2 separate regions of the Homo sapiens genome follow, and region 2 is linked to region 1. A link is an interaction called in ENCODE POLR2A ChIA-PET data of the cell type or tissue named here. Cell type or tissue: Panc1. All regions are shown on one strand.

Region 1 (2,500 bases):
TGAGAAATCTTCAAGGAAGAATGGCTTAAAATGAGAAGACTTTAAAACGTCTGTGTGTCAATACGCCTACGATGTAATGTTCATGGGAAATAAACAGCAAGGGCAGAGAGAGGTGAAAATACCTAAGTAATCAGCAAAGTGGTTAAAAATGTGGTATACATTTAGAATTCCCTTTCAAATTTGTGAGAATATTTTTAAAATGTGCAGCTATTTTACATGTGCATAATGGATACAGATGCCCTTAAGAACAACAGAATTTTGGATAAGTTTGGGTCTTATTGAAGTAATGCGCTGTACACGTATGTTTATTTTCCAGTTGATCATATAACCTGGGCATTTCTTCTGAACTTAGGAAAATGGAGAAAGCATTATGAATGTTATTCTTCCTTTGCTAAGAGGAGGTGTATGGAAGAGGGTAGGACAGTGTTTGAGAAAGGAAGTTTAACAGCATAGACAGACTGGATCAGGAGACTCCTTGCCAGTAAGGAAGAGCTGTGGGAGTTGGATGTCCACTGTGGCCAAAGCTTTGGGCCCTGACCTTTCACACCATGATCTTGTTCAGCCCTCACAGCAACCCTGCAAGGTAGTACCATGATTCACATTTCCAGATGAGGACACTGAGGGTGAGAGAACTTAAGCAAGCTATCCGAGATCATTCAGCTAGTCAAAGATACTCAGTGAAACGGGAAAGGTATAAAGAAAAAGGAAGAAGTATTGCCCAGGGTTAGCTGGTGGGGTGTGGGGGCAATTGTCCTTGACTCATAGTCAAGCTTGTTTGGGGTGAGGCAAGGGGCAGCTAAGGAACCAGGAGAGAGGCTGGTAGCTGAGATGGCACAAAGGAGTGATGGCTTTCCTACTGTTGCCTTAGCTCATAGAGGACAGGCAATTTCAAAAGCATGAAGGAGGTAGAGGTGGGGAAAACATAAAAATATATAGCATTTTTTATGATGTCTGATAGAGTACTCTGGCTATAACGAGGGTGACCATCCAGTGGTTTTCTGGGGGTCACTATCAGTAGATGAGCTAGAAGACTACAGGGATCCTTACAGTTCTCTTCTTGTGATCTTTGCTTTCTCAATGAGTCACTCATTCACTGCTAGGATGTGAGTTTGCTATTAATCTTGTACAAGCTGAGCTAAGCAACATGAATCATTCATTTAGACCAGATGAGCACCATCTTGCTAGAGAGGCAAAAGCCTGGCAGTGCATGATGGAGAAAAATAAGAGCTATAGTCCCACCCCCAAAATGGGAAGTTTCTTAGGAAGTAGGGAGACAGAGAATGCATGCAGACACATAGTCATCCAAACACATGAACACGTATACACCCACAGACACACCCACAGACACACACACACACACACACACACACGTACTTCTAGCACGAACATTTTAGCAGGAGCTAGGAGACACAATTTTTATTTTGGTTCTTATTCCAGGTTGGGTTCCTTGGGAAGCACTCTCTAAGATAAAAGTTAGTGTGTAAGAAGTTTATTGAGTAGTGCTCTTGCGATCAACACTGGGTGGGGGTTAGGGAGGAAAGCACAGGGAGAAGTCAAGCCACAAAGCAGGCCCACTGACTGCCTGATAGCCTCAGCCAACCCCACAGGGAGCTTGGGAGACAAAAAGGCCAATAAAGGTGTCCCTCATTAAGTCAAAATGTTGGGCCTTTATACTCTCAATCAGTTGTTGTATATGGGCTGCCCCAGGAAGCGCCTGATCCTGGGTGAGGCTACTCTCTGCAGCTGAGGCAAACCCTAACGAGGCTGACAGTTGAAAGTTGTCTGCCAACTGCCCTCCCAGTGGCAGAGCAATGATCTTTCTGCTTTAAGAGAGATCTGAGGGGCCTATCACTGAGGCCACCATGGATAGAATCCTACCTAACAAGTATGTACTTGTCTCTCTGAGTTTCAACTTTATCCCCTACAAAAGGCCTGGTTGGATTGGATAATCTCTAGGATTTCATTTACCTCTAAAACTCTAAATTTTAGAAATCAAACTAAGTTTTTATAGCCTGACTTCTACTTTGTCTTTAGCAAATGTAGAAAATAATCCCATATTTCATATATATATATATATAATTAAAATGGTATATACATGCATACATATAGCTGGAAAATCTTGTTCCTTTAGTCACACCAGGAGTTTGGCCAGAAAGCAAAAGCAAGAGGAAAAAAAAGTGGGAATGATTAGATAAGAATTCCATTCTTGGGGATCTCTAAAGAGCTACGAAGGTGGTCAATGTGTGTCTCTAGACTATAGAATATAAAAATAAGGTTGTTGTCTTAAGCTTTTAGATGTTCCACACTCTTCACCTAATAGTGATAATTCTCTCTCTCTCTGTCTCAAATTATGGTGATTTGGTCCAACTGTAGGAACATTAAGGGAAAAAAAGGTCCCCTTCTCATTTCTTCCTTTACCAGCCAGCCCACAGGATCTTCCACCTCCTCCCCAGCTAGATTTTTCAAGGCTCATGTGGGCATCTGCAGCGTGGAAACCAGA
Region 2 (2,500 bases), 140 kb after region 1:
TCTGTTCTTTGAGCACTAACACTAGGCCATGCACCCGGCTGCAGAGCATCATTCCCCTTTTCTCACATGCCTCACCATCCACTGGTCCCCATCACAGCCAAGGCACTTATGAATGACAGAAAGCAGCAAGGCTTGTTGGAGAGGGAGAAGGGGTGAGGTTAGAGGCAGGAGCAGCAGAATCCCTGCAGCAGATCCAGCTCACCAGGCCTGATAGAGATGTCAATGGGCAAGAGGCCGTCTCTGCTACACGCATATCCCTATTTTGTGGGCAAGGGCGTTCCATCACCATAGTTTACTTTTCTCATTTATTGGTTCCAACCTGGATTAAAAAGCTAAACCAAAGGGTGTGTAAATAATTTTATCCTAATTTACAAAGTTTGAATTTACATTTCCCTTGTTATGGAGGCAAATTATTGAAAACTGAATCAGATATGGAGGGCAAGGGAGCACTCTATTAAAAATAACCACGTGGCGAATCTATTTGTAAAATGAATGGTCACATCATAGTTTACTTGTTTTTAAGTTGAGGATTTTTGTGCACTGGGTTGTCTTCTAAAGAGGTAAAAATTTTTGTTAGAGATATGAGGTAGTCTTTGAAAAATAGCTCTTTTCTTATTACAAAAGAAACAGATGTTCGTATAGCATAAGTGTTTTAAAACACAAAAGAAAATACTTGTAAGAATCTGTTATGCCTCAGTCATGGAAACCACTCAAATGATATCTGAATGAAGAATAAAATGAAAGAGAAACCCCCCATATTCCACCATCTAGAGGTAACCACTGTTAACTTGGCGGTATCTATCCTTCTAATATTTTTCTGTGCATATTTCAAGTGTACTGCTGTTTTATATGCTGTTGTTTTCACTTGACAAGGTGTCATAAACATTTTCCAGATCACTAGCTGGCTGCAAGGTACTCCCTGCTCAGCTGGATCAAATCTAACTGTATCTCAAATGCTGACCCACAGGCGTCCTAGCCAAAAGAATGGGAGGGAGCATTCTGAATTAAGCCCCTTTAAATGGATTGAAAATTACACTACATTAACACTTTTTTGTCCCACCCAAAAGTATTAAGCTGTCAGAGAAAAATTCACAGCCCTAGCAAAAGGACTGCTAGAGCCAGGCTGTGAACACAGTCCCAGCAGCAGGGCGTGTAGCCTGTCACCTGTCACCTGCCCTGCTCTACCTGTTGGGTGACCTAGCTTTTTCTTTTTTTTTTTTTCCTTTGCTTTGCTGTTTTTTTTTTAGACTCAGAAGTTCCTTTAAGCCTCTGGCCGTTGGAGGAGCTGATGGCAGCTTGACTGGGCCTCTGCCAACCATGAGGAAAGAAAAAGTCCCATTCATATTGTCCCTTATCACTGGGGGCTGAACCCCATAGATAAATACTGGTTTCCTCCCTCACTATGTGTCACGGATTACATACTCACAGTGTTTCAACTGAACTCTGTGATTGAGAGGGGACAGTTCTTTCCCAGAAGCACTAAATCTGCTTTGGGGGTCCCGCAAGGGGGCTCAAAGACTGCAGTATGCCAAGCAGGCTGCTGGGTCCAGTCTTTCATGTTATTCTGTTACTAGGTATATACAGTTTAATGTGTATACCATATGCACAGGAGGCATGCAACTCAAAGCTATCTTTCCAGGGTGATGTTCAGAAATAGTTTATATTCATGGATAAAGAGAAGAAAAAGAAGCTACAATAAATAAGTGGATCTAGCCTGCTCCTTGAGTATATTAAGGGTTACGATTTCCTTAGGTTTGGTTAGGTTTTCCTTATGGGAGCCAAACATCTTGGTTACTGCCATTACTAGCGATGTGACCATGGGCAAGCTCCTTAACTTCTTTATCACTCAGGTTCCTCAACTTTATAATAAGGATAATAACTACTAGTCTATATTTCAAAGTGGATGTTTTCCGTATTGAATTATGCAATGTGTACAAACACTCAGCACAGTAGTTAGCCATAAGCACTCCATGAATGTTAACTATTATTATTGTCATTGTAATTGAGCTCTTTGTTTTCTTATAATGGTAAATTATGGGTGTCTTATGATTTGGGATTTCACCTCAGGACATATATCTTCTAGAGAAAAACACATAGACTATATTCAGTTAACCAGGGGATCATCCTACAGACAGGTGAGAAGGCATAGACTAGTTTCTGTGACATAAACTAGAAGAGAATTAATGAGGTGGTTGAGACCAGTCCAATGTTATTTGTAAACTGACCCAGTTTAGCAGTTTAATAAGAGGCTTGATTCTGAGGCTTAAATGAAATTTAAGAACTACTTGTGGCTTTGCTTTACCAACCCAGTTTTTGTTGCCCCAGTAACTCAGAATGTCTTGCTCCAGAGCTGCTGCCAGCCTCAGAGAATGTGGCAAATAGTCGTTGCTGACATGCATATCCTCCCCTCTCCTCTTTCTAGCACACACATCTTATGCTGCCCACCCACCTGATGCTCTGTTCTTACCAGTCCTACCAGTTCTCATTTTGCCTGAGAACT

Evidence for each region. ChIA-PET counts read pairs that join two places held together with the same protein. Peaks named below come from ENCODE experiments on the same cell type or tissue, not always from the same donor. Only the 100,000 strongest peaks of a DNase experiment are listed, where the experiment ranks them.
Region 2: POLR2A ChIA-PET joins it to region 1 with 5 read pairs; 2 of 35 experiments call an interaction of 5 or more read pairs at or near these places.

What each region holds. Positions count from the first base shown.
Region 1 is chr3:150,177,046-150,179,545 of GRCh38, forward strand. No RefSeq gene overlaps it. Among named protein-coding and RNA genes, the nearest start is that of LINC01213, 60 kb to the right of the region's middle. In Panc1, no CTCF peak of the experiment used is centred here; a DNase peak (open chromatin) is centred at 1,105; H3K27ac peaks cover 506 bases.
Region 2 is chr3:150,313,548-150,316,047 of GRCh38, forward strand. The region is part of intron 1 of LINC01214 (long intergenic non-protein coding RNA 1214); the gene reads right to left. All of the region lies in intron 1 of LOC107986141 (a long non-coding RNA gene), which reads left to right. Among named protein-coding and RNA genes, the nearest start is that of LINC01214, 8.9 kb to the right of the region's middle. In Panc1, no CTCF peak of the experiment used is centred here; no DNase peak of the experiment used is centred here; H3K27ac peaks cover 2,225 bases.